Regions from separate parts of the Homo sapiens genome. Here region 1 is linked to region 2. The links are chromatin loops, found by intact Hi-C in ENCODE. Cell type or tissue: endothelial cell of umbilical vein. All regions are shown on one strand. Links, peaks and the distances in the headings refer to the core of each region. The heading gives the core; the rest is flanking DNA.

Region 1 (15,121 bases), core at 4,719-7,218, 160 kb before region 2:
ATAGCATTTTTGTTTATTCTTTGGGTATGTGTGTATAGCAGAGATCATTCTGATCCAGAGTCTTTGAAGCTTTAACAGGGTACCTGGACGGATTGACTTAGCTGTTTGTTTTTGTTGCTATAAAACACCTTTACCATCCAGAAAATAAAGGTTAGCCCAACTATTGGTAATGAAAAAGAAAGCTTAAAATAATCGTGAATATAGTTACCCAAATGAAGTCTTTGATATATGTAACAGGATAAAAAATAATAGCTTCAGAGAAGTAACTGTTACTGTTTGTTTTTGTTTTTTAAGACAGAGTCTTGCTCTGTTGCCCAGGCTGGAGTGCAGTGGCATGATCTCAGCTCACTGCAACCCCCACCTCCCCGGTTCAAGCAATTTTCCTGTCTCAGCCTCCCGAGTAGCTGGGATTACAGGTGCGTGCCACCATGCCCAACTAATTTTTCTATTTTTAGTAGACATGGGGTTTCAACAGATTGGCCAGGCTGGTCTTGAACTCCTGGCCTCAAGTGATCCACCTCCCTCGGCCTCCCAAAGTGCTGGGATTACAGGAGTGAGCCACCGTGCCTGGCCACAGTTACCGTTTTATAAAGAGGTGAGTGGTAAACAGTTCTGGACATGGACCTGGGTTCATATATTGACTTACACCAAAACATTTTTGGGACTGTTAGTTTTCTTCTAAAAGTAGGGGGGGACGTCCAGAGTTGTCAGAAAAAATGAGAAAGAATGTTTGAAAGCACTTTGTAAATAGTAATGAGGTACCCTCTTGAATAAGAGGTCATTTTTTTACCTATTGCTTACTATGCTCACTACCTGGATCCAATATACCCATGTAACAATCCTACATATGTACCCCCATATCTAAAATAAAAGCTGAAATATTTTTAGAAAAGAGGCAGTTTTTTAAAAAATCACTTAAAATCTTCTGTAGGAAATAACTGCATTGGAGAATGCTCCTTCAGAACTTTCTTTAGCATCAATAGCCATTTGAAGATTCTTTTTTTTTTCTTTTTTGCAGTTGCAAGATTTAATAGAGTGAAACAGTGAAAACAGAGCTCCCATACAAAGGGAGGGGACCCAAAGGGGGTTGCCGTTGCCAGCTCGAATGCCTGGGTTTATATCCTGATCCTTGTCCCTCCCGCTGTGCTCTCAGGCAATAGATGATTGGCTATTTCTGTACCTCCTATTTTTGCCTAATTAGCATTTTAGTGAACTCTCTGGTTGGGTGTGAGCTAAGTTGCAAGCCCCGTGTTTAAAGGTGGATGCGGTCACCTTCCCAGCTAGGCTTAGGGATTCTTAGTCGGCCTAGGAAATCCAGCTAGTCCTGTCTCTCAGTCCCCTCTCTCAACAGGAAAACCCAAGTGCTGTTGGGGAGGTTGGCCAATGACTGCTCTAACAGCTTCCTGCTGAATTGGGGCATAGTAGGTGTTGTGTAGTTGAGATTTCCTCCGGAAGGGTGCCTTCCATGTCATTAACATTGGAGCATGGGCTAGCAGGCCGGTCCAGGGGTCTGCGGTGGATCTTAGTCATGGACTGCATCTGGGGCTCCATTTGAAGAACCATTTGTAGTTTTACAGTTTCAATTCTGGAAGAGACAAACGCTTCGGAGGTCCCTTCATGGTCGCCAAAATGTTACCGGGGATCCTTGCTCACAGAGCTCCCAAAATGGTGGCAAGCCGCTTCCAAGATGGTGGTGGGCGGCTTCCAAGATGGTGGCAAGCCTCGTGTTCTCTGACCTGGGGTTCTTGGCCTCACGGATTCCAAGGAATGGAATCTTGGGCCATGCGATGAGCTATTAGAAGCTGTGGGTCATGGAAGAGAACCGTGGAACCCAGTGACTAGTGTTCAGCTCGATTAGGACGAACCCAGGCACTTAGCCGTGCAGGAACAATGGCAAGCTTTTAGCACAATCGGGAGTGGCAATGGGAGTCTCGCTGGATCAGGAGCACAGCGGACACCCTGCCGGATCTGGAGGGATGGGAGTCAGCGGCGATGGGAATCAGCGGCGGGTCTGCGACAGTGGCAAACAGCAGTGGTGGACGGCAAGCGAAAGCTCAGCTCCAGCCGTAACAAACATGGACCAGAAGAGTGCAGTAGCAAGATTTAATAGAGTGAAAACAGAGCTCCCATACAAAGGGAGGGGACCCAAAGGGGGTTGCCCCATTTGAAGATTCTTTGAAAAAACTAACAGCAGGCAGATATGACTCTAACTCATCATATGAACAAGTTAGGATGAGGAGATACTGATTCCAGACCCAGAAATTATAAAAATATAGACGGTGACTAAAAAAAGTCTCACTCCCATCTTGTTCCACATCAGTCTACTTCCCATCCTCACTCCCAAACCACTGTTCCTAGTATCTTATCTATCCCGCCAGGGTTCCTTTATACCTTACTTATTTTCAAACTTTATTTATAGAGCCAGCTTATGCCTACATGAAAACCAACATAGTTAGCATAATTTTATAATGAACGAATCACTACAAAGGTATTTTATTTATACGTGTAATTTACAACTTGATTTGCAAATCAAGGGATTAAAAGTTAATCCCTCAGGGGACTGAAATATGAGTGTGTGTATATATCATATATCTAATGATAAACATATAGATCACTAGAATGTGTATCTCATATGGCGATCTTCAATTACAAGCATGAATTTATTTTTAATAAGCACTTACACAATGTTTACAATGTGCCAAGACTATTACAAGCACATTGTTTTAGAAATATAAAACTCTTTTAACCTTTTAGCCTACATAGCAATCCTGTGAGTTGGACACCATTATTAGTCCCATTTTACAGCTTGGCCAACTGAGGCAAGGGAGGTTATGTAATAATTTGCCAAAAGTTTTAGAATAAAATAAGTGGTATCAGGAGTCAAACTCAGACTGTCTAGTTCTAGAACATATGTTCTTAACCACTATGCTTTGCTACTTCTAAAAATGCCTTATTAACGTGATTTGTTGTTGGAATGGGGTGGCTAATGCTAATCAGATTATTGTTATCTCTGTCTTTAGGTCATAGTTTCCCTTTCTGTGTAAAATAACAAATTAATATAAATATAAATATAAACGCCTCAGTAAAGTGGCCTCAGATTATGATTTAGTGGATACTATTTCTGAAAAATATATTGCTTTATTATTTTCAAGATGACTTCCTACAAATTCTTCAGAACTGATTCTGGAGCTAATGGTAGCAATAGCTGCTCACATTTTGAATATTCATTGCCTTTTAAATAACTTTCATAAGTAGAAAACCTGGTTACTGAAACAGAGCAATATCTGTGACCCTGACTATCAAAATGTGTTTCCAGAATCTTTCCTGTTCTGTATTCCATGACTGTGAGTACAATAGGGTAACTAATATAGAATTTCAGTTCTGATGTTCTTATTAAAGTTACAGACTTCGAGGTATTGATCTGTCTTAAGTTGGCTGCCACGCTGATTTTCTACAATCATATTAGAAGTCTAGAAAACTCAAAGATGTGTTTTTAAGTAACTATATGTTAAATGTGATCAATTTTTTTCTACCTCTTACAATCTACATTAAAGTGTCGAAAAGAACTCTTCTTACCAAGGTCCCCCACGAAACCCTGCCTTCAAGCCTAAAAGAGCCTGAAGGCTGAAGAACTGGACTGCTGGTCCCGGATAAAGCCTGCCCTTTCTCAGCTGATTCTCTCTGAATAATGCCCACCTGCACACTGGGGGAAGAGGGTGGAGCCAAGAGAAGTTTACGCTTGTTCAGCGGGGAGGAGCCTGGCCTCTTCAGTTCCTGTGTGGTGGCCTGGTGTTCAGTCTGTGAGGTGGAGGGCCTGTTGGCAAGACTCCCTCTCGCTTTGCTGAGAGTTCTTTTTCCTTTTTCCTTTTCACCCAATAAATTCTGCCCCTCACCCTTCTATGTGTCCCTGAGCCTAATCTTTTCCGGTTGTGTGACAAGAACCCGGTTTTAGCTGAACTAAGGAGAAAGTTCTGCAACAATGATAAGGATGAAATGGACTAGCTAGTGATTTCTACTATGTTATTTAAAGTCTGAAACTGCCTTGAGGCACCCTCTACTAGCTGATCATTATTACTGAAATTTAGACACCGCTTGGTACGTGGTTTAATCATCCAGTTTCAGCAATGTGACGGGGGTATAATGGCTTTTCTGTACACTTGTATCTTGGCTTCCCTGAAAACAGATATCATGCATGCATCTTGGTGGTTCACACCCAAACACAGAGCACATCCAGTGAGCCTGAGGAAAGGCGCTGCTTGCAGGAGTCTCAGCCCCCTCTGTGTCTGCTGGTACTTGCTTTCTCCCGCTGTACCTTATCCTCCAGTTTATACTCTACCAGTATACCCTTTGGAATCTTGTGAGTCTTTTCAATGATCTGACTCTGTGTCACTACTCCAATTTCAGTAAAAGCAAACAAAAACAGAAATCGAGGCTATGAGAGTAGAGTGCAATAATGATGAATTCTGGCAGCCACCCAGGAAGACACCATTGAAAAGACAAGGTCCTGCCTCCCTTACGTCTTGCACACTCATGATGCTGAGCCTGTCAGTGACCAAAAATCAGACTACACAAGTCAGCCAAAAGTGAAACAGAGGTGTCAAGCATATGAACTGCATCTGAAAGTTTTTGCCTTCCTAAGAATATTCTTAGGCCTCTTCTTCACACACTCCAGAGCAATGAGAAACATTTGGAATTGAATTTTCCTATAAACTATATCTTTGCAGATAGACTTTTAAAACCAAATAAAGTCCTGTGGGTTTTTCTTTTCTTTCTTTTATACGAACATAACAACTGCTTCACTGTCATTACTTATTTTCCAATCTAAACCCTCCACAAGAGTCTAGAACACCATGTGACTCAAAATAAACTTTTCAATCAATTACAAGGCCATTGAAATGGAAAATCTTGATTTTTAAAAATGTTTTAATATGTTTCCTTAACCACATTGTGGCAGGCCAGGTCTCACTAGTAGCTGAGATTACAGGTGCACGTCACCACGCCCAGCTAACTTTTTGGTATTTTTAGTAGAGACAGGGTTTCACCATGTTGGCCAGACTGGAATAAACAAGTTTTATTGTCAGTCTGAAGAAATTCCCCAGGCCTCCACACACAAGTTTATTGGAGGTCTGAAGGAACTCCCCAAACCTCTGTGATTTAGCAGGAGACAAGATAAGGGTAATCACCCTAGCACCTGGACCCATTTAGATTAAGTAAATTTACTGAGGCTCCAGAGAAAGGTCTTCAGGACTCAGATCTTAGTTATAGATTAAAAGAAGTTAATCACTTATGTCTTTAGATGAATGCACACTTATATGTAGACATACAGCTTGGAAGGTTTATAAGCTCTGGAAAACTTTGTAATTTTGAGTTGGTGTGGTGACAATTTCTAGGCCTTCTCCCTGTAACCAAATGCAAAAATAAAACCTCTCTTCCCCAGTTTGTCTGCATCTCATTATTGGGCCAGGAGAAGTAGCAGCCTGACCCTCAGTTTTGTCCAGGAGCAACATGTATATGATTTATACATTGAAAAGAAATTTCTCAGTCATAAAAGAAATAGTGAAAGAACATTATGATTTAACAATATATAACTAATATGTAATATTAGTGGTTGGGAATTAAATATGGCATAAGTAGTTAAATAAAAAGTAACTTGTAGTACATGTTTTACTACAATAATGGGTAAACTGAGGCCCAGAGAGATTAAGGAAACAGGTAGATCATAGAGCTAAGAAATGAGAGATGTAGGTTTTGACCCAGGAACCCTTAAGTATGAGCTCCTTTCACTAAGACACCTTGACATTGTCTCTTGGCTTCAGGCAGTAAGTAAAAGAAAAACAGATGGAAAGGAAACAATAAAATATGCAAAGAGAAAATGAAGAATTCTCTGAAAATTATCAACTTTAAATCGAGATCCAGGCAATAGGATTAAAATACTGAGCACAAAGTTTGAGGAGGGTCACCCAGGAGGACTCCAAAAAGATGGGGTTAGTGCTCTGAAGCAGCGAGGTTTGAGGATTGTTTATACAGGCACGGTATGGGGAAGCTTAACAGGATGACAGCATTTTCCACACAAGGTTAGTGCACAGTCGCAGCAATCTGACTGGTTTTAGGCAGTGATTCCTTGGGGGAAGGGAGTATTTAACATTCCACATTAAGGATGTAATAATCAAGGGATCTTTTATCTCAAGTGCTATCTGGTCTGGGCCAGGAACAATAAAATAGGAAGGAAGTTAATCTATAACAAAAGGTCAGTAATTAAGGTCATGGTCTGTCACTCCCCACTCAGTCTCCCAGTCAACCTTCTTCAGGGCCTAACATCTTTCAGAAGCCCCAAATAGACGAACTGTGCATTTTCTTTCACAAAATCAAAGAGATAAGCGCCTCATTTTGGGGGCCTCCAAACTGGGGAGAGGGCTGGAAGCACTGTGGAAACAGAACTAAGGGGCCATAGCCTCCAGCTCTGAGCGAAGTCTCATCTGGTTCAAAGAAAGGACACTAATTCAGGGAGAAAATGGAGTGTTTGTAGGATGAGAACATGCTTTCTTTCCTTGGAGACTAAGTTCCACATAGGGGCTCCAAGTCTGGCTCCCTTCCCCCAGCCCTGGGAAAGAATTTTGGAAAGTGTGAGCATCTTCTTTTGGTGCCTAATTGCCTGGGGGTCATACAGCCTGGAGCTGCTCTGTTGAGGACAGCGCATGGTGGCTTCCGGCTGGCCAGCGGCTGCTCTCTATGTTGTTCCTTGAAGACCCCACTGAACACACTTCACACACAGGGTCCCTTTCAGTTTGCAGAGAAGAGAAGCCTTTATACGGAGCAAGGTCCCATCAGAAGGCCTTTCAAAGATATACAAAGGCCAATGATGTATTTTTGCCTGCCCTGAATTTCAATTAGCATCTTAGGCAATAAACCTGAAAATGACTAATTGAGAAAATGTCTGTGTTTAGTTTGTGGGTCAAGGCCAATGAAATATTATAAAATACATATTCAGAATCAATACCAGCCAAATGAATTCAGTGTGTATGGGTGGTGTTTCACTTTTTAAAAAATCTTATCATAGTTTTACGTAAAAACTTGTAATAATTGCCTTTTTGTCTTACCTGTTTAACATTTTAGTGACTTGAATAATGAGATTAAAACAAGTTCTTATTCACCATTTAATTAATCAAAGTATGTGTGAGATATCTTTAATTCTTCAGTGGTACCTCACTTAATCAGTTCCACCCATAACAAACTTTTTCTTCTTTTACTTGTTTTTATTAGGACCTGGTGTCTACAACAACGAAACTTTTATACTTTCAGTAAAGCTAACATTCTCCAGAAAAAATGAAACTGATCGACTTTTAAAATGTGAATTTTCCAGTAAGCCAAGACTGCTTTTTGTAAAGAATCAGCTATAATACGAATATAGTACCATTAGATTCAGATTTTGGAGATACATCTTATTATATTATTTTATTACTATTCATATACCATATTAAAATGTTTTCTTCATCATTATTTTAGTCTCTCTCATTAACAGATAGAGAAGATAAAACTAAATAATAATAATTTTTTTTTTTTTTTTTAGAGGGAGTCTGGCTTTGTCGCTCAGGCTGGAGAGCAGTGGTGCCATCTTGGCTCACTGCAACATCCGCCTCCTGGGTTCAGCAATTCTCCTGCCTCGGCCTCCCGAGTAGCTGGGACTATAGGTACGTGCCACCACGCCTGGCTAATTTTTTTATTGTTAGTAGAGATGGGGTTTTGCTACGTTGGCCAGGCTGGGCCCAAACTCATGTGATCTGTCTACCTCGGCCTTCCAAAGTGCTGGGATTACAAGCGTGAGCCACCCTGCTCAGCCCGATATGATAATTGTGAATGATCATATGTGTGGGACCCGAGATATTACCAGGCCAAAACAAACCAATTTTAAGCAAACATAAAATTAAGCCATATTTTAAAAACTGAAAGCAACAATTTTAGCATATATTCCTAATGGGTGATCGACCAGTGTCTCAGCCATCAGGTTTATAATGGCATCAGAAAGCAAGTTATAACCCAGAGAACTTAAAATTTCATCTATAAAACTGTTGGGAATACTACAATGATTCCTTAAATATTTACCTATCTTTTTGATTTTAGCATTTCTTACTAAAATCATTTCTCTAATTCTCTTCCTTTTGGATAAAAGCAAATTTGCAAGTTGTTAAGTACAGACTAGTAAAAATGCTTTTTTGCATATGGAGAATTACTGTTAAAGTTCTCACTTAATAGTTCCTATACAGTACTTAGGCCTGAGGAAGAATATGCTCTAAGTTTTCACAATGTAAGAAAGTAATTCACATTAAAGAAACAAAACTCTATCATCAAAGTTTTGGAGGACAATATTCATATTACTTTAATAAAAATCACTGAAACATTTATTTTAAGTTCAAAATATTCATGTGCCTATTTCCAATATTATCTTTTAAACAAATCTATCTTTCTAACTTGTCATTCAGTATTAATATATACTACTATTTAAATCTGATGACATTAATTCTTGGGAAAATAAAAAAAAAATAATGCAGCTGTGGGCACATTATTGACAACAAAGTTTCTCAAAATGTGGTCCCAGAACCAGCAGTATCAACATCACATGGGAACTTGGAAAAAAGCAAATTCTCAAGTCCCATCCCAGACCTACAAATCAAAAACTTCAGCAATCTGTATTAAACTCCTCTGATTCACACTACAGTTTGACAAGTAGTCCAAAGAAGAAAAATCCACTTGCAACGGTTGAAGCTCATCCAGAAAACAGATGCTCATAAGTAGGTTGGCTTATGAGCTATTCAATGTCCAGAAATTAGATACAATAATAATTATTAACTTTTTGTCAATGGGTGAAAATTCCACCTTATTTTATTTTCATTTCATTTATTTATTTTTATTGTCACCCAGGCTGGAGTGCAGTGGCGCGATCTTGGCTCACTGCAACCTCCGCCTCCTGGGTTCAAGTGATTCTTCTGCCTCAGCCTCCCAAGTAGCTGGGATTACAGGCACTCACCACCTCACCTGGCTAATTTTTGTATTTTTAGTAGAGACGGGGTTTCGCCATGTTGGCTAAGCTGGTCTTGAATTCCTGACCTCAAGTGATCCACCTGCCTTGGCCTCCCAAAGCGCTAAGATTACAGGCATGAGCGACCGTGCCCAGCTCAAAATTCCATCTTATTTTTACAAGCTTCTAATTTCTTGCTTGCTGTGGCACTGACTTTTGAATGAAGTTGCTTATCCAATGATGTATTTCTTTTTTACGATGGGCAGTTGAACATGGACCAATGACGTATTTTTTATTTTGTTTTCTCCGAGAGAAGTTGCACATCTGTTCATATCTGGGGCTCAGTGTCCATAGTACCCTGATGGGCAGGAATGCAGGCACTCTCCATCCTGGCGCATCCCTTCTCTTCGAAGGAAGAAAAACAACTTCTGTTGACATTGGTTGTACTCATTGTCCTTTGAACAAGACAAACAACCCTTGCAAATGGGATGTGATACATAACTAGCTCAAACTGGACTTGTCAAACTGTCCAGCAATTAAAAATAAATAATGGTAAATAAAAATAAATAGGATAGGCTGGGTGCAGTGGCTCACACCTGTAATCCCAGTGCTTTGGGACACTGAGGTGGGAGGAAGGCCAGGAGTTTGAGGCCAGTCTGGGCTACACAGTAAGACACCATTTCTTCAAAAAAAACACTTTTTAAATTAGCCAGAAGTGATGGCCCATGCCTGTAGTCCCAGTGACTCAGGAGGCTGCGGCGGATCACTTGAGCCCAGGAGTTAGAGGGTGTAGTGAGCCATGATTGTGCCACTGCACTCCAGCCTGGGCAACAGAGTTAGACCCTGTCTCTAAAAAAACTTATTTTAAAAAGGATAGTCAGACAATGAAACAAAATAGAGAGCCTAGAAACAGATTCACTGGTAATAAAAGTTAATTAACAACAAAAATGTCATTGCAGATCAGTGGGGGAAAGATGGGTTAGAAGAAAATATACCAGAACATATTTATCACTTTGCAGCAGAGAATTTCTTAAATAAGAAACAAAAAAATAGCTTAATAAGGATTGATAAATTTAACTACATTAAAATTCCATACTTCTGTTCATTCAAACATCATTTACAATAAAGTAAATGAAAAGACCAGCCTCTAACTAGGAATAGATATTTCTCACACATATACTAATTGACAAAGATTTATATTTAGTATGGATTCACCCAGCAACTATTTACTGAGTACTTGTTCTCTGCCACACACTATTATAAGTGCTAGGGATACAGTAGTAATTAAAATACAAAACAAAAAAACTACAAAGATCTCTGCTTTCTTGAACTCACAAGAAATAGTTTAAAAGAGACCTAATCAATAAGTAAATTATGTAGTTTATTTAATTACAGTTCATTGTATACACTGTGTACATATGCAGGGATCCAGAAGGAGAAAGTTTGAAAGGCTAGGGATAAGATGTCTAGGAAAGAGGCAAATGGATAGACACATAGTAGTATCAGGTGTGTGATCTTTCGATTGCATGGTAACACCTATCAGAGAGCATTTACCAAGGAAGAGACACTAAACAATGAGATAGACAGAATGATGTGCATGACATGTCAGCCTCTGTCATCAGCCACTCCTGTGCTGGCACCATGGAACCATGAGCGTAATGGGGACTGTCAGTACATAACAGAAGTCAAACCTCAGAGCCAGGGTTCTGGGGGCAGGGCTCTAATTCCCACAAGGAGGAATGGTTTCTTACTAGAATGTGACTGAGGTATTATTCATTAACTTCGTGCTCATTCTAAATTTTTTTTTTTTTTTTGAGACAGAGTCTCATTCTATTGCCCAGGCTAGAGTGCGGTGACGTGATCTTGGCTCACTGCAACCTCCATCTCCTGGGTTCAAGTGATTCTTCTGCCTCAGCCTCCCGAGTAGCTGGGATTATAGGCATGCACCACCACGCCTGGCTATTTTTTTATATTTTTGGTAGAGACAGGGTTTCACCATGTTGGCCAGGCTGGTCTCGAACTCCTGACCTCAAGTGATCCACCCGCCTTGGCCTCCCAAAGTGCTGGGGCTCATTCTAAATTCTATCTTAGCTGTCATTATCTTCCATTTGAGACCATGCATTTTGCCAAAATAACTTTTAGATGATGCGGTTTAAGATGATTTTTTGGCAGTTTGCTTTTAGATGATGTTGTGGCAGCTCACATGAAGGAGTTTCCAAGAGTTAGGTCCTAATTAAAGAGGAAATGAATTTTTAGAATGTGGCCTGTTATCATATTTCCAGCACTATTACTGATAGTCGCTATATTGAAAAGGAAAGCCCCTGTTACATAATTGACAATGACCACATTTTAGTAAAATTTGAAATTTCCAGAAAATATAATTTCTAGTGTTTCTAAGACAAGAAAATTCTCCAGTAGATACAATGCATCTTTCTGATGAAATGACTCCCGTTCCCCTCCTTCCACCATTGCTGCAGGTTTCTATTAAAATAGACAGTCTATGTATGATAGAACTACAGGGCTATGACCTAGGAAGAGGAAGTGACTGCACAGAAATGACCTAAATAGAAATCGTGTCTGTGCTTAGATGAGGAAGTCTGTATATATCACTATTAAAAGTTTAAACAAATTTGTGAGAAGCAATGAAAGTCTCTATAGACTATGGATATAAAAATGGATGCACAAATAAATGGAGAGAGATGACACGCTTATTCATCATGCTGCCTAACAAGCCGTGAGACAGATGTGTAATTGGGGCAGAGAACAGTGTACATTCTTTATACTTTAGAATTCTCTTCTCCATTCTAATTTATGTAAGCTGGAAGTGAAGATAGAAGAGTCTGTTCTTGAGTTAAACTGCCGACCAAGACTGAAAATTTGTCCAGCAGAAGCTCTTCAACACAGAAAAATTATACTGTAATTTTCTTTTCTTTTTGTCTTTTTTTTTTTTTTTAAATAGGATCTCGCTGTGTCACCTAGGCTGAATGCAGTGGCACAATTATAGCTCACTGTAACCGCGAACTCTTGGGCTCAAGGGATTGATCATCCTGCCTCAGCTTCCCAAGTAGCTGAGACTAGAGGCATGCGACACTGTGCCTAATTTTTACTTTTTTTTTTTTTTTTTCTGTAGAAACGGGGTCTCACTATGTTTCCCAGGCTGATCTTAAAATCTTGGCCTCAAGGGATCCTCCCGCCTCAGCCTCCCAAAGTTCTGGGATTACAGGTGTGAGCCATCGTGCCCAACCCTGTAATTCTTAACAAAAGAACCAACTGAATTGATGTGAAAGTCTTAGTTTATAGTTACCTTATACATTTTTCTCCTTTAACCAAGACATTCGCATGGGAACTGCTTCTAGCCATGATGAAGTAAGAAAGGACTTAGCTTTTTATTGTGAGCAATTAGAGAACTGAACGAAGTACAGGAAGCAGCTGTTTTCAGACTGAACACGAGGCCTTGTAAGACTAATCTCTGTTAGAGGGGAAACAGATGGGATGAGCATGAGAAACACCTGGGCCTTCTGCTTGGAGGCAATGTATAAACTGCAAGTGCAAGAAGGGGAAACCCAGAGACCCCAGAGGCCTCGTGGAGGTAAGGAGAGGGGGCTCTGAGTTCAGAAGGCTAAGGCAGCTGGAAGTTGCAGAGTAGAATTCTGGAAAGGAGCGACCAGCACAGAAAAATAACTCCAGGAATCTGCATAAGGATTTGCTTAAGCCCTTTCTGTGTACAAGGTCGCACATGCCTATTCTGCAAAACATCACGCAAAATGCAGCAGTTACAAAGAAACAGGACAAGGTCTCTGCCTCTTAGGGGCTAAAATATAGTGAAGAATTTCACACTGGTAATAATTTCCTTTTTGCTCTGACATCTTAAAAATTCTATTTAGGCTGGGCATGGTGGCTCACACCTGTAATCCCAGCATTTTGGGAGGCCAAGGTAGGTGGATCACTTGAGGTTAGGAGTTTGAGACCAGCCTGGCCAACAATGGTGAAACCCCATCTCTACTAAAAATACAAAAATTAGGAGGGTGTGGTGGCACGTGCCTGTAGTCCCAGCTACTTGGGAGGCTGAGGCAGGAGAATTGCTTGGACCCAGGAGGCAGAGGTTGCAGTGAGCTGACATCATGCCACTGCACTCCAGCCTGGGCGACACAGCAAGACACTGTCTTAAAAAAAAAATTCTATTTAATTTCTAAAAACATTTTTTACTGTAACAAATGTTAGAATGTTATCAATTCTATATGTATTTTTTATGGAGAAGGTATTGTAAACATATAGCCAATCATTCATTCCTTTTAGTAGTTCAACAAATACTCACTGAGTGCACACAATATGCAAGAAATTGTGTAGATGCCGGGATTTTAAAAAGGATAGGATCTTGCCTCTTCCTCAGAGTTTATAATTTAGTTGAGGAGATATACTTAAGAGCTAATAACAATATTTAAGATTTATTGAATCCGTACATGCAAGTAATGTTCTAAGTATTTAGTACATAATAATTCATTTACTCCTCACAACAGCATTGTGAGATAGGTATTAATATCACAATTTTATAGACAAATAAATTGAAGCACACAGAGATTATGTAAATTTGCTTAATGATTTGCATTCTGTAAGTGGCAGAGCCAGGATCTGAAGCCTTGCAATCTGACTCTAAAACAGCTGCTATTAAATATTAGTGTATGGTGCTTTAAAAAATGAACTACTCTACTTGCAGATGTTTTGTGGTAAAAAAAATTTTAAAGAATTTTTTAATGAACTACTACTCATCAAGCATTTATTGGAGGCCCTACCCATGCAAAGCACTCTGCTAGACAGCAAGACTTAAATACGTGTAGAACAATCCCTCGCTTCAAGAAAACTATAGTCCGCATATGATTAACTTAAAATGATTATTATGGATTAATATTTGAAAACATCCATAATATATCACATGACTCCTGCAGGAAAAATATGCATTCTGAGTCTCAATTTACTTATGAATGAACTTTTGGAGTACCTTATTGCCAGGTGAGAACTGGCTCTATGATGTGTTGCAAATAATTATTTAGCATGCATTCTTTTATTTGTTAATACTTGAAACATGTTCTCACATTCTTTTCTGTAATACTTTTTTTTTTTTTTTCTTTTTGGGATGGAGTCTCACTGTCACCCAGGCTGGAGTGCAGTGGCGTGATCTTGGCTCACTGCAACCTCTGCCTCCCGGGCTCAACCAGTTCTCTGCCTCAGCCTCCCGAGTAGCTGGGATTACAGGTGCCCACCACCACACCTGGCCAATTTTTGTATTTTTAGTACAGGCAGGGTTTCACCATCTTGGCGAGAGTGGTCTTGAACTCCTGACCTCGTGATCCACCCGCCTCGGCCTCCCAAAGTGCTGGGATTATAGGCGTGAGCCACCATGCCTGGCCTTTTCTTATTTTAAAATGTTCACCAATCATGAAATAGAAGTCCTTTGGTGCTGTATGGTCACCCATTGTCTCAGTTTCCTAGGGCTGCTGTTATAAATTACCACAAACTTAGTGGCTTTTTTGTTTGATTTTGAGACCGGCTCTCACTCTGTTGCCCAGGCTGGAGTGCAGTGGCCAGATCATAGCTCACTACAGCCTTGGCTGCCCGGGCTCAGGTGATCCTCTCTCCGAAGTAGCTGGGACTACAGGCGTGCACCACCACACCTGGCTAATTTTTTTTTTTTCAATAGAGACGAGATTTCACCATGTTGGCCAGGCTGGTCTCAAACTCCTGAGCTCAAGCGATCCGCCCACCTTGGCCTTTCAAAGTGCTGGGATTACAGGCGTGAGCCACCACTCACAGCCTAAATTTGGTGGTTTAAACAGCAGAGTTTGTTCTCTCACAGTTCTGGAGGCCAGACACTTGAAATTAAGGTGCTGGCAGGGGCCATGCACCTTCAGAAAGCTCCTGCTTCTGGTGCCCCTGGCATTCCTTGTCTTATGGCAGCAGAATTCCAATCTCTGTCTCTGTCTTCACATGGCCACCTTCTCCTTTGCTGTCTCTTATAAGGATACTTGTCATTGGCTTTAAGGCTCACTGTAACCCAGGAGATGGACTCATCTCTAGATCCTTATCTTAATTACATTGGCAAAGACCCTTATT
Region 2 (15,121 bases), core at 7,614-10,113:
CATGTGTCAGATACTGTATTAAATCCTTCACATGCATTTTTCCTTACCACTTATAGTTATTATCATTCTCCATTTTACTGAGGAGGAAACCAACGTTCACATCATTTCAAATATTGGCCTAAGGTCACATAGCTGCTAAAGGGATTTCAAACACAGTCTGTTCTTAACTCAAAAACTCATATTGTTTCCAGTAAAATATCACAATTCATTTATCTCTGTTGCCTCCAACAACAAATAAGTAACTTAAAAATAAAGATCACGTCTTCCTAATTTTTGTATAGCCTGCATAATACCTGGCATATAGATGATGCTCTCTAAAGATTTAATAAATAAATGAATAACAGACATTCATTCCATTTTCTCAGGAACTTGAATGACAACTGTAGCACAGAACCAGTAATACAATGTTGAGACTGTCTTTATGTCCCCTTTGGCTAGGGTCTACTGGATAGCTCGCATTATGGAGAATAAAGGACAGAGAGCACAAGACACTTAGGTAAAGATTCAGGTACAAGGAACCAGGCAAGTCAGCGCAGTGTCTTTTGAGTAAATGGGTTTAACCTAGGCAAACAAGTGGTTATTTTTAAAACAAGTGGTCTACTCCAACCTCTTTTCAAATAACTGGCTGTCTTTTTTTTTTTTCTTTTCAGACGGAGTCTTGCTCTGTCGCCCAGGATGGAGTGCAGTGGCGCAATCTCGGCTCACTGCAACCTCCATCTCCCAGGTTCAAGCTATTCTCCTGGCTCAGCCCCCGGGTAGCTGGGATTACAGGCACCTGCCACCACGCCTGGCTTATTTTTTGTATTTTTAATAGAGATGGGGTTTCACCATGTTGGCCAGGCTGGTCTTGAACTCCTGACCTCAGGTGATCCGCCCGCCTCAGCCTCCCAAACTGCTGGGATTACCGGCGTGCGCCACTGTGCCCGACCACAACTGGCTGTCTTAATAACTTCATCTTTAATTTTTTCCCAGCCTAAATCAGTGCAATACCATAACCACCTATTAAACACCTGCTATGGTGGGAAGGAAGAGAATGCCATATACCTCATGGGATACTGAGTTAATGAAAACTTCTTTTCCCTGAAGGGGGTCTTAGTCGTGCTTGAATGTATGCAGAGGTTATCTCAATGAAGGAAAAAGTGCAGAACATTGTGACTTTTCTGCTCAAAGCTCTCTGAAAGTTTCCCATCTCACTCAGAGCAAAAGCCAAAGTCCTGATAATCTAGAAGCTGCTACATCATGTGGCCCCCTCTGGTCTCACCTACTATTCACCCCCTAACTCAGTCCCCTCCAGCCACATGGCCTCCTTAGTGTGTCTTCTCAATGAGGCTTTCTCTGATCACTCTATTGAAAATCATAACCTTCTTCCACTTCACATGCCATCTCCCTATTCCCAGGGTTTTTTCCCCCCATAGCATTTTGGATGATCTAACGTGCTATCTACTTAACTCATTCATTTTGTTTATCATCTCTCTTCCCCCACAAAATGTAGGCTCCGCAAATATGGACCTTCTGTTGTGTTTGTTCTCTGCTGTATTTTCAACACCCAAATCTGACACTGAATCATTATTGTAGGAATGAATGAATGAACCATTAGTTATGTTTATACAATGACCTATCTGCTCACAGCATTACTTTGAAATCCATTTTTCAAATTTCTGAATCACACTGGCATCACAAATTTAAATACATCTTAAGATTTTTTCGCTTGGCATTGATTAATGATGACTAAAATCTCATTGGTCTAGAGCTTTCTTCGTTGCTTTTTTCTGAAAAGACTTACTGTGACCATTATCTAAAAATGTAATTGTTGTTTTGAGACCCTGGTCTAAATTTTAGCAAATAATTGCTTGTATTGTCTCAAGCACTTCAACATGATTTACAAAAATATATTACTTATTATGCCACAATGAAAAATAGCACCTGATTATAAAACATGACTGGAAATAACTACAGTAATTAAGATAGAAGACCTGAGAATGCTCTTAAGAAAGGGTTCTACTTCTTTTTTTGTTATTTGTTTTTTTTTTTTTTTGAAACGGAGTCTTGCTCTGTCGCCCAGGCTGGACTGCAGTGGCGCGATCTCAGCTCACTGCAAGCTCCGCCTCCCAGGTTCACACCATTCTCCTGCCTCAGCCTCCTGAGTAGCTGGGACTACAGGCGCCCACCACCAAGCCCGGCTAATTTTTTGTATTTTTCATAGAGACGGGGGTTTCACCATGTTAGTCAGGATGGTCTCGATCTGTGTTAGGATGGTCTCGATCTGTGTTAGGATGGTCTCGATTTCCTGACCTCGTGATCCACCCACCTCGGCCTCCCAAAGTGCTGGGATTACAGGTGTGAGCCAGCGCGCCCAGCCTTAAGAAAGGGTTCTACTTCTAAATTATTGTAAAATATTAACAAACTGAGGCTGGGTACAGTGGTACACACCTGTAATCCCAGCACCTTTGGAGGCTGAGGCAGGTAGATGTCTTGAGTCCAACAGTTTGAGACGAGCCTGCACAACATTGTGAGACACTGTCTCTACAAAAAATACAAAAAAATTAGCTGGGTGTGGTGACTCACACCTGTAGTCCCAGCTACTCAGGAGGCTGAGGCAGGAGGATCACTTGAGCCTGGGAAGTCAAAGCTGCAGTGAGCCGAGATTGCACCATTGCACTCCAGCCTGGGCAAGAGAGTGAGACCCTGTCTCAAAAAAAAAAAAAAAAAAATTTGACAAACTGAGATCTTCTGTTGTTCAGATCACTATATCATTAACCGTAGGTTTTCTTTGTTTGTTTGTTTGTTTGAGATAGAGTCTTGTTCTGTTGCCCAGGCTGGAGTGCAGTGTTGCGATCTTGGCTGTCTGCAGTCTCTGCCTCCTGGGCTCAAGCCATCCTTCCACCTCAGCGCTTTTATTTTTATTTTTATTTTTATTTTTATTTTTATTTTTGGAGACAGAACAAGACTCTCGCCCAGGCTGGAGTGCAATGGAGTGATCTTAGCTCACTGCAACCTCCGCCTCCCAGGTTCAAGAGTTTCTCCTGCCTCAGCCTCCCAAGTAGCTGGGATTACAGACACGCATGATCACATCCAGCTAATTTTTATATTTTTAGTAGAGAGAGGGTTTCACCATGTTGGCCAGGCTGGTCTTGAACTCCTGACCTCAAGTGATCCACCCACCTTGGCCTCCCAAAATTCTGGGATTACAGGCATGAGCCACCATTAGTTTTTAATGCCAACATTAATTAAGATCTGGTATGAATTTTTAAAATTATCTATGGACGCCAGGTGCTGTGGCTCACGCCTGTACTCCCAGCACTCTGAGACAGGTGGATCATGAGGTCAGAGGTTCAAGACCAGGCTGGCCAACATGGTGAAACCCCGTCTCTACTAAAGATACAAAAACTTAGCCAGGCATGGTGGCACACGCCTGTAATCCCAGCTACTCGGGAGGCTGAGGCAGGAGAATCACTTGAACCCAGGAGGCGGTGGCTGCAGTGAGCTGAGATCACGCCACTGCACTCCAGCCTGGGCAATAGCGCGAGACTCCGTCTCAAAAAAAAAAAAAAAAAATTCTATGGAGCCAACAATTCAAAAGCTATTTATAATCAGTTTGGAGCACATTATATTTTTTCCTTTTTTTTTTCTCTCTCTCTCTCTCTCTCTCTCTCTCTAATGGTTGATTTTCCTTCCTATATTTTCTTGAGATTTGGAGCTTAAAGAATCTAAGCACACCAACCTTAGCAGAAAGAAAGCCAGTTTGTGATTTAAAAGACAAAAAAAAAATGGTCATGCGTGCCAAAGAGATAATCTGCAAGACAATAGTATCTCCAGCTCAACAAAAGAAGTCATGTACAAGATTAAACTCATGCTGTTTCCATCCAGTAACCTCACACAAGGTCAACTTCAAGATATCTCCTAAAACCATCTAGCAAGTAGCAATCAGTGAGGCTTATCAACAGGGCCCATCCTTCTTACAATATAAACCTCTTTCAGTTTCAAAAATTGATGACTAAGAGCTCTTCAATAGTGGTATTTGATTCCACATTACTCTGCAGTATGCAAGAGAAAAACAAAGACCCATCATTCTGAACCTTCTATCACAGACCCACGCCAAACTGCAACAGAACATTCTTAAGGAAATTGCTACTGTTATTGTACACATATTGCTATTGCTCCCATAAATATAAACAGGTTCTCATTTTCAATTCTATATTTAAAGATAGAAACACAGCAGTTAAATATTACATTTGAGAGTAGTGCTTTTTCTCCTTAAAATGTTGGAAAACAGTAAAGATGTACAACCAAAAGAACAACTATAAGTCACCAAGAAGTTAGAGATCAATCCCTCAAAAAAAATTCTTTTTAAATATTCTATTTACAAATGTGTAAAGTTGGCATAAAAACTGCAAACAGAATAAAATAAATAGACACAATAAGAGAGAACTTTTAAAAGACACTTTAAACAGTACTCAAGAATACAAAATTAAATGCACTCAAAGTTAACATATATCTCTGTCTAATGCAGTTAAGTTTTTGATATTTTCTGTTTTCAGGAAGGATTTAATATTTTCATTTTCAGAAAGTAGAAACAACAAATTTTAAAAGACTGTGCAATGAAGGTTTATGTATTAGCTCATAACTTCCCAGTTTTTTGTTTTGTTTTGTTTTGAGACAGAGTCTTGTTCTGTCGCCCAAGCTGGAGTGAAGTGTCACGATCTCAGCTCACTGCAACCTCCACCTCCTGGGTTCAAGCAATTCTCATGCCTCAGTCTCCCGAATAGCTGGGACTACAGGCGCATGCCAGCATGCCCAGCTAATTCTGTATTTTTAATAGAGATGGGGTTTCGCCACGTTGGTCAGGCTGGTCTCAAACTCCTGGCCTCATATGATCCATCTGCCTTGGTCTCCCTAAGTGCTGGCATTACAGGCATGAGCCACTGCACCCGGAACTAGATTTTCTTACTAAACACTTCTACGCCCATGGGGTCATTTAGTCCTCAAGTTGGAAATATAGAAGAGGGGTTCTTTACCCTGGCTGCATCTCTAAGGGAAGTGGGATTCACATGCTGAAGCCAGGCTCCACTTCCAATGAGTGATTTAACTCTCCCGGAGTGGGGTCCAGGCAGCAGTAGTTTTATAAATCACCCAGGTGATTCTAACATACAGTCTGTATTGAAAGTCACTAGTTCCTACCCACCTCTTCTCAGAGAAGACCTCAGGGAGATATCCAAGGTCTGCTCAAACATTTCCAATGTTGAGACCCAATACCTCATTAGAAAAATCCAGTAGGCAATACACTGTGTTACAGAATGGTCATATTTCAAATATGAATGGTCATTTTTACAGAGCATGGTAACCCATCCCTTCCCCTAACAACTACAACAGAGTTCGCAGATCTTGGCACTTGTCCTCTTCTTAAAAATCACATTCCCCAGTCTCCACATGACTGGCTCCTTGTCATCATTCAGGTCTGGGCTCAAGTCTCACCTCCTGGGGAAGACTGCCTGATCACGCTTTCCCCAGCCAGTCTGTCTCTTCCCTCATGGCACCTCTCACAACTGAAATATGTGTGGATGTTCGTTGACTCTCTTCCCAGTCTGAAACATAAGCTCCACCCAGGCAGCCCCATTGGGTCTGTCTTGTTCAACGCTGTATCTCCAGCAAGTGGCACCATGCCCGACACAGTAGCCACTCAATACAAATTTTTGAATGAATAAATGAAACAGATGAAGAGGTAATGGGCAATCTAAAGCAAAAAGAAAACATCAGAGTGGTAGATAACGTAAATACAGTCATCCCTCAGTCTGGGTGAGGGTGTGGGGGTTCCAGGACCCCCTGCAGATACCAAAATCCACAGATGCTCAAGTCTCTGAGATAAAATAGTGTAGTATTTGCATGTAACCTACACACATCCTCCAGTATACATTAAATCATCTCTAGATTACTTATAATACCTAATACGATGTAAATGCTATGTAAATAGCTGTTATGCTGAATTATTCAGGGAACAATGACCAAAAAAAGCCTGTATACGTTTAGTACCGATGCAATTTTTTTTCCAAATATTTTCAATCCAAGGATGCAGAATCCAAGGATGCTGAACCCACAGATTCTGGGGCCTGACTAGTTGACGATGCAGATTATAAAATATTGGACTAGGCCAGGCTCGGTGGCTCACACCTGTAATCCCAGCACTTTGGGAGGCCGAGGCGGGCGGATCACAAGGTCAAGAGATCGAGACCATCCTGGCTAACACGGTGAAACCCCATCTGTACTAAAAATACAAAAATTGGCCAGGCGTAGTGGCGGGCACCTGTAGTCCCAGCTACTTGGGAGGCTGAGACAGGAGAATGGCATGAACCCAGGGAAGCGGAGCTTGCAGTGAGCCGAGTTCGCGCCACTGCACTCCAGCCTGGGCGACAGAGTGAGACTCCATCTCAAAAAAAATAAATAAAATAAAATAAAATAAAATAAAATATTGGACTAAGCGGGCCGGTGCGATGGCTCACGCCTGTAATCCCAGCACTTTGGGAGGCCGAGGCGAGCAGATCACCTGAGGTCAGGAGTTCGCGACCAGCCTGACCAACATGGAGAAACCCTGTCTCTACTAAAAATACAAAATTAGCTGGGCATGGTGGTGCATGCCTGTAATCCCAGCTACTCGGGAGCCTGAGGCAGGAGAATTGCTTGAAACTGGGAGGTGGAGGTTGCGGTGAGCTGAGATCATGCCATTGCACTCCAGCCTGGACAACGAGAGCGAAATATGGTCTTAAAAAAAAATATATATATATATATATATATATGTGTGTGTGTGTGTGTGTGTGTGTATATATATTTGTGTATATATATATATATATGACTAAGCGTAAATGACAAAATATAAAGTCATGCACATGCACATGTGCCCGTGTGTGTGAAAAAGAAGATTCTGGAGGCTGTAGACCTCCCTCAATGCAACCACGTAGCTTCAAAATGTACAGTTTCACTGAAAGCTCTCCAAATTTAGAGATACACTCATCTTAAAGCTTTATATTACCCATTAGTTTTCTTCTGAAAATAAAGCAAAACATAAATCAAAATAAAGTTTTGAGACACTGTGAAAACATTCCAAATGTTTACAGTCATCAAATAGTGTGAAATGCCAAACATTAAAGCAGAACAATTTAACCATGTTGGAAACACTGCTCTGGTGGTGGGAAAAGTATAAAAAACATAAACTTATCAAATTATTTGGAACACCTGGAATGATAAAAATCAAAGAAATCCGAATAAGAATGAACCTTAGAGATCATTCTAGATATACCCCTTCCTAAGGACAACTCCCCATAGAGTATTCTCAGCAAGTGGCTCACTAGCTTCTCCCTTTTGGTGACAGGGAATTCATTACTTCCTAAGAAGACTGCCTCATTCCATTACTAGACAACTACACTTGTCAGAAAGTGATTTATTTTGATCCAAAATCTGGCTCCCAGTGACTCACAGGGCCTTGTTCTGCTCTCTGAAGCCAAGTACAGACGCATCAATGAAAACAAACGTAACATATCAGTTCTATAACATAATAGGTGAGATCAGAAAATATGAATCCAGAAGAAAAGTGAGTTTGGACCAAGTGTTCAAAGAAAAAGGGAACTATGAAATGGTTAAAAAAAAAATGTAGAAGGCCAGGCACAGTAGTTCACACCTACAATCCCAACACTTTGGGAGGCTGAGGTGGGAGAATCACTTGAGCCCAGAAGTTCAAGACCAGCCTGAGCAACATAACAAAACCTCATCTCTGCAAATAATAATTTCTAAAAATTAGTTGGGCCACCTGAGCCTCCAGTAAAAACAAAATCAGGTTAAAAAAAAAAAAAATAGCCAGCATAGTGGTGTGCACCTGTGGTCCCAGCTACTCTGGAGGCTGAGGTGGGAGGATTACTTGAACCTGTGAGGTCAAGGCTGCAGTGGGCTGTAATCGCACCACTGTACTTCAGTCAGAGCGACAGAGTGAGACTCCATCTCAAAATTACATATATATATATATATATAGAGAGAGAGAGAGAGAGAAAGAGAGAGAGAGAGAGAGAGAGAGAGAGACAGACAGACAGACAGACAGACAGAGACAGAGACATAGTACAAGTGCTAAAATAAGGTGGACTATCTTGGCTAGAACTGAGTGACCAGAGTGGAAAAACAAAGGAGAAAAAATACATAAAAGAGTTGATGGAAGATCCCTGAAGTCTAGGTGAAAATTACTGCAACTAGGCAAAACTATTCTGTACTTTGGAAAAATATTGAATGAATTTGAAATGTAAAGGACAGGCAGTAAATAAGCAGAACATGCAGCTCTAAAACACAGCCATCTCAGAGATTTAGAGCTGGTAAAAAAAAATCATAGACATTATGTATTGCAACACCTTAATTTTATAGACTTAATTAAATCCCAAGAGGAAAAGGTATCAATTTCCACTTTCATATTCCCCTCCATTGTAATAACACCTTCACTGAACATTTTCCTCTTTTGTACCCTTTTCTCCCCACCTCCTGCACAGCATGCTGAATCTGAGATGTTGTATAAGATCCTAACTATTTCAAAACTCAGCTTTCAGAGGGCAAAGAAGGGATAACGTAATAAAGCCCAACTGCCTGAATCATCCTGGCTTGCCACCAAGACCCAGAATGGACAGGATGTGGTCACACTGCAGGACTGGCTCTTGCCGGCCATGGAAACTAGCCAGGTATTATGCTGATACACGTATCTCCATCAGCAGCTAACAAGACAAGGAATCAAAATCACTGCTAATTTACCCACAAAACTGTCCATCTTTTCCCCTGGTATCATTCCCCTGGGTCTGCTATTGGGCATCCAAATTCCATCAGTTTCTTTTATGCAAACCTACACCTTTTCCTCTTTCACTTACCATCCATGCTACCCTCAGGGTACCATTTTCACCACCTTCCCACATCCCCAGGGTCACCCAAACTCTGAGCTTCTCGGGTTTTCTTCCCTAATCGGTCTCATTTTCTTCACACTTCACCAGTGCTTTAAAAATGCAGCTTTGTCTCGTAAATACCTGCCTTTTGAAAGGACATACTACTAAATTTAAAACACCAGGCTGCAAGATCCTGTTTTTATAAAAACAAAGGAAGAAAAACAGCAAAAAAAAAAAAACCAAAAACACCACACACACAAAAACCCTGCCTATATGTTTAAAGACATTTAAAACAAGTACAGAAGAATACTCAGCAAAGTGTTAACAACAGAGACAGAACTGTGGGAGAAGAAGGGAAAACTATTAATTTATATATGCTTTTCTCTAGCTTGGAGTACTGCAATAAAAACTGTCATAATTACACAATTTTAATTCTTAAAAAGCAAACTCTTGAAATGAAAAATAGAAAAGGCTGGGTGCAATGGCTCATGCCTGTAATCCCAGCACTTTGGGAGGCTGAGGAGGGAGAATCGCTTGAGGCCAGGAGTTCAAGACCAGCCTGGTCAACATATTGAAACTCCCCCGCCGCCCACACCCCCCACCAAAAGAAAAGAGGAAAAAAACCCACTTAAATTAAAAATGCTAATGCATCTTCAATAAAGATTAAATAAGATTGATAAAGATTAGTCAGTGAGCAGTGAGGACTGTTGCTCCCAGCCCCCATAACCCTAAATGGTGAGTAAGGGCTAATTTTCCACTTAGGCTGCCTTCTTAGACCTTACTGTCCCCAGTCAGCTTTTTTGCCCATCGTTTATTTGTTTTCATTTTTCCTAATTTAGAAAGCAATCAAACTAACTGGTGAAAACATTATTAAATTGTTTATATCCCATATTCTAGAAATTAGGCTTCTATAAAATAACAACCAATTGCACAAATTAATTTTTTTTATTAAATTGAAAGTTAGCCTGTAATCCTAGCACTTTGGGAGGCCAAAACAGGCGGACTGTCCTTAGCTCAAGAGTTCTAGACCAACCTGGCTTACATGGCAAAACCCTGTGTCTACAAAAAAAATACAAAAATTAGTCAGGCATGGCGGTGTGCACCTGTAGTCCCAGCTACTTGGGGGCTGAGGCATGAGGATTGCTTGAGCCCAGGAGGTCAAGGCTGCAGTAAGCCACGATCACACCACTGTACTCCAGCCTAGGTGACAAAATGAGACCCCATCTCAAAAAAAGAAAAAAAAGAAAGTTGAGGATCTGAATCCATCATGCAATGTACGCTTCCCCAGCAAAGAAAACATGAATTAAAAGGACTTATGTGGCTGGGCACAATGGCTCATGCCTGTAATCTCCACACTTTACGAGGGCAAGGCAGGCAGATCGCTCGAGCTCAGGAATTTCAGACCAGCCTGGGCAACATGTTTGAAATCTTCTCTCTACTAAAAGTACAAAAATTAGGCTGGGCGCGGTGGCTCATGCCTATAATCCCAGCACTTTCGGAGGCCAAGGTGGGTGGATCACGAGGTCAGAAGATCAAGACCACTCTGGCCAACATGGTGAAACCCTGTCTCTACTAAAAAAAATACAAAAACTAGCCAGGCGTGGTGGCGCGCGCCTATAATCCCATCTACAGGTGGCTGACGCAGGAGAATCACTTGAACCCGGGAGGCAGAGGTTGCAGTAAGCCGAGATTGCGCCACTGCACTCCAGCCTAGGCGACAGAGCGAGATTCTGTCTTGGAAAAAAAAAAATTATTCAGGCATGGTGGCAGGCACCTGTAGTCCCACCTATTCAGGAGGCTGAGGCAGGAGAATCGCTTGAACCTGGGAGGTGGAGGTTGCAGTGAGCTGAGATCAGACCACTGCACTCCAGCCTGGGTGATAGAGTGAGATTCCAGCTCAAAAAAAAAAAAAAAAATTACCCAAGCATGGTGGTATGCTCCTGTAGTCCCAGTTACTTGGGAGGCTGAGGCAGGAGAATCACTTGAACCCAGGAGGCAAAGGTTGCAGTGGGCTGAGATCATGCCACTGCACTCCAGCTGGGGAAACAGAGGGAGACTCAGTCTCAAAAAAAAATTAGCCAGGCATGGTGGCATGGGTCTGTATTCCCAGCTCCTTGGGAGGCTGAGATGGGAGGATCACTTGAGCCAGGATGGTTAGTTAAGGTTGCGGTGAGCTGTAACAGCACCACTGCACTCCAGCCTGGGTGACAGAGAGAAACCCTGTGTCAAAAACAACAGAAACTCATGTAACTTGAGCATCAATTTCACCCTCTAAAACTGCTCTGCCCCATAATACCTTCCTTTGTAAATAGAACCACCTCCTATCCAGCCTGAGAAGATTCTCAGCTCCACTGTCTTCCTCACTTTCCACATATAGTAACATCCAATGCCTGTTCCACCCTACCTCCCAAATAGCTCTTAGACGTGCCCCCTCCTCACGATCCCTACTGCCACTGTCTGTCCCACCACACAGCCTCAATCCACCCACTATGACCATCACCATAACCTTCTATACTGCACTTGTAGACTTGGCAGAGATATTTCATATTCAAGGTAGTATGATGCAGTGAAAAAAAAGTGGGCTTCTTCCAAGTTTCATCGTTTAGTTTTGTGGCCCTGGGAAGAGACCTAAACCTCTCTAAGACCCAGTTTCCTCTTCTGTATAATGCAAGAAACACCTACCTTGAGTAAGGATTGCTGCATGAATTAGAGGTGAGGCTTGTAAAGAACCTAGTTCTAAATGGAGCCTTGTACCTAAGTCAATGCTTTATTATTTTTATTATCTTCTTATCAGTAAAAATGAGCAGTAAGCCCTCTGAATTGTTTTGAAGACTGGTGAGATTAAACACAGTGACTGTTTCATTTATTTTCAATGGCTCCACATCCCCAAGACAAAATGTGGCCATGGCCCTTTCACAATTGCATCTCCTGCCACTTGACTTTACGTGCATTCTCCTTTAGCGTAATGAATTATTTAATACTAAGACTATGCAGCCCTTCATGCCCTCCTCTCCTCAAAGCCATAATTACAGGTGGAATCTTATGTGTGGGCAAGTCCTTTATGTATATTTCAACATGCAAGTAATTAATTACCGTATTTTCAAATTTGGAAAGCAATATCCATGAGTACAACTATATTTAAGGGGATGATAGGGCAAAATATTTGCAAGCAGAAAGTTCTGAAGAAACCTTCAAACCATCGCTGTCATACATGTTCACATAAACATGGGGAATGTGATAAAAGATGATAAATTCTTGCTAAGTTATATCTGAGAAATAACTTCGCCAGAGACGAAATCTTGATTTCAAATAAAAAGAAGGGGCTGGGCGTGGGGGCTCACGCCTGTAATCCCAGCACTTTGGGAGGCTGAGGCAGGCGGATCACCTGAGGTCGGGAGTTCAAGACCAACCTCACCAACATGAAGAAACGCTATCTCTACTAAAAATACAAAACTGGCCAGGTGTGGTGGCGCATGCCTGTAATCCTAGCTACTCGGGAGGCTGAAGCAGAAGAATCACTTGAACCCAAGAGGCAGAATTTGCGGTGAGCCGAGATCACACCATTGCACTCCAGCCTGGGCAACAAGAGTGAAACTCCATCTCAAAAAAAAAAAAAAAAAAAAAAGGGATAGTGCAAGTTAGAGCAACTGGGTCCAGAAAAAAAGAAATGTGATTGAAAGCGATGATGTTTATTTGTTGAGGTTGTTTGTAAACAGTTTCCAAAAGCATATCTTAATGTATTTTAGATTTTAAGATTAATTTGATAATAAATGTAAATATTTTTTCTTTAAAAACATCGAGACCATCCTGGCTAACAAGGTGAAAGCCCATCTCTACTAAAAATACGAAAAATTAGCCAGGTGTGGTGGTGAATGCGTGTAGTCTCAGCTACTCCGGAGGCTGAGGCAGGAGAATGGCGTGAACCCGGGAGGTGGAGCTTGCAGTGAGCCGAGATCACACCACCGCACTCCAGGCTGGGTGAAAGTGCGAGACTCCATCTCAAAATAAAATAAAATAAAATAAAAAAATAAAAACAATGAGAGAAGTTAAAAATCATAGTTCAGATAGATCAATTAAGTATTAACTGTCTCTTTATGTTTATTCATAGATTGGAAAAGAAATCTGGGGTTTTTCTTGCCATATGATTTTGTGATTTAGAACTTAAAGATATAAAAGAAACTAACAATCTTTCTAAGCATCTGAAGGGAAAACAATTCTGCTTAAAGATGAATCTAGGTAATTTAAGTGGCATTCATCAGGTCACCAATGTGACAAGCTCTAAAACTGTGTAAGTACATATTTTTGTGTTGAATGATTTAACTATAACCCTGAAAAAGAATAGAGTTGGCTCCAAAAGAAAAAGCTGCCCAATGTCCAGAAAGTGCTTCTTCAGCAGCTGGTAACTATCCTTGGTGTCAGGGTTGACAAAATAAGCAAGAAAATGGGTTGAAGCTCATTAGTGCATAGTTTACGGTATCCAAGCTGCAAAACTTTTCTAAAGCTGTCTCACAGATACATTTCCTTTTTAAAATGCCATCAGTAATGCTGAATCATTCCTTTCTAAGGGGCTCTTTTTCAACTTTACAACATTTTAAATTTCAACCATTTTTAAGTTAAAAAAAAACTCTTTTTTTTTATTATTATACTTTAAGTTTTAGGGTACATGTGCACAACGTGCAGATTAGTTACATATGTATACATGTGCCATGCTGGTGTGCTGCACCCATTAACTCGTCATTTAGCATTAGGTATATCTCCTAATGCTATCCATCCCCCCTCCCCCCACCCCACAACAGTCCCCAGAGTGTGATGTTCCCCTTCCTGTGTCCATGTGTTCTCATTGTTCAATTCCCATCTATGAGTGAGAACATGCGGTGTAAAAAAAACTCTTAAGTTTAGATCCAAGGTATTTTTATATATGTATATTTTTAGTTTTCAGGTTATTTTGGAGCTATGACTCTTCTTCAAACACTATTCTGGCCTGGGTGACAGGCGCACAGTGCTGATTTACGTACATCCCAAACATATAATCAGCCAGGCCCTGAACATAACTGGGCATGGGTGACCCTCACTCAGGTCACTGAAGAGCAAGTGTTACTTGTGAAATCACAAAACCAGACTCAAGTATTCTAGTGGACATACTGCTCTGTCCAGCTGCCCAAAGAATCATGAAAAGGAGAACACTTTGATGATGTCAGAAGTCATCCTTTTTTCAAATCCTTAGTACTATTCTTTCAAGTGTGTTCTTCTGTGAGCTGAATTACAGTAGTCCATGCAGAGCACTAAACAACATCAGGCCAGGTCAAAAAACAATTGAGTTGAGGGAAGAAATAACTAGGAAAAAAATTTAATGAATTTCATCTTCTTGATTTTGCACATCTTTAGGCAACACTGCCGACTTGCATTATTGTCACAGCAGTACCTAGCCTGGGAAGGAAGGTAGCAACATTGGTGGGTACTGACTCTGGAAAACAAAATGATCTGCAAAGACTGAGCCATGTTGCTATACTGCAAATTACTAATGTCCAATTTGGACTTAATACAGTAGTTTTCTGTTGACATTCCCATAAACTGGTTCAATTATTTTTAAATAAATCATATTTGTTCAAAAATCCTAGAAATAAGCAAAGATTTATTTTATGCTTGGCTTTATAGATATAATGCAACATCATTTACTATACATACCTGATGAGCAAAACTTTCTTTTGAAAAATCAAAACACTCACAAAATATTTTTCAAAACTGAGGTGTTGGAACACCTCAGTTTGCACAATTATTTTGGATTTACTTTTCATACAAGAAATGTTACTTGAAATCAATTTAACTCATTTAAGTTATATTTCCAACTAAAGTATATTCTATGTTTAAAGAATAAAAATAATAGGCCTCACTATCAAATAATCAACTATAATAATTTTATTACCTAAAATACATTTTTATATAACTGTATAAACCAGTTTTTTAGGAATCTCGAATTTCACTTATGCTAAATGCAACTGAAAATAAATATATGAACAAGAATCGTTTAGTAAAAATAATGCTGGTAAATTTTTATTAACCTCCTGCTATATAGAACAAAATATATATTAAAATATTTATAGAAAAAATTTTAGTTGGTATTTGCATTATTCTGTATTAAGAAACCACAGTTACATTATTCCTACAAAACGTTTTTTTCACATTTTTCTCATTACTGCTGGTGAAACTAATACAGGTAGTTTTAT

The links. Hi-C counts contacts between places; a loop is a spot of excess contacts. Peaks named below come from ENCODE experiments on the same cell type or tissue, not always from the same donor. Only the 100,000 strongest peaks of a DNase experiment are listed, where the experiment ranks them.
Region 1: it touches region 2 in a loop (1.9-fold over the local background); 3 of 110 quality-filtered maps call a loop at or near these places.

The regions. Positions count from the first base shown.
Region 1 is chr12:32,262,564-32,277,684 of GRCh38, reverse strand. The region is part of intron 2 of BICD1 (BICD cargo adaptor 1); the gene reads right to left. Among named protein-coding and RNA genes, the nearest start is that of FGD4, 130 kb to the left of the region's middle. RefSeq lists a silencer at 6,023-6,223 and enhancers at 11,472-11,581, 12,496-12,545, 12,586-12,635. In endothelial cell of umbilical vein, for the core only: no CTCF peak of the experiment used is centred there; a DNase peak (open chromatin) is centred at 6,104; H3K27ac peaks cover 1,209 bases.
Region 2 is chr12:32,109,403-32,124,523 of GRCh38, reverse strand. The region is part of intron 1 of BICD1 (BICD cargo adaptor 1); the gene reads right to left. Among named protein-coding and RNA genes, the nearest start is that of BICD1-AS1, 9.5 kb to the right of the region's middle. RefSeq lists enhancers at 3,478-4,187, 4,993-5,609. In endothelial cell of umbilical vein, for the core only: no CTCF peak of the experiment used is centred there; a DNase peak (open chromatin) is centred at 8,633; H3K27ac peaks cover 1,518 bases.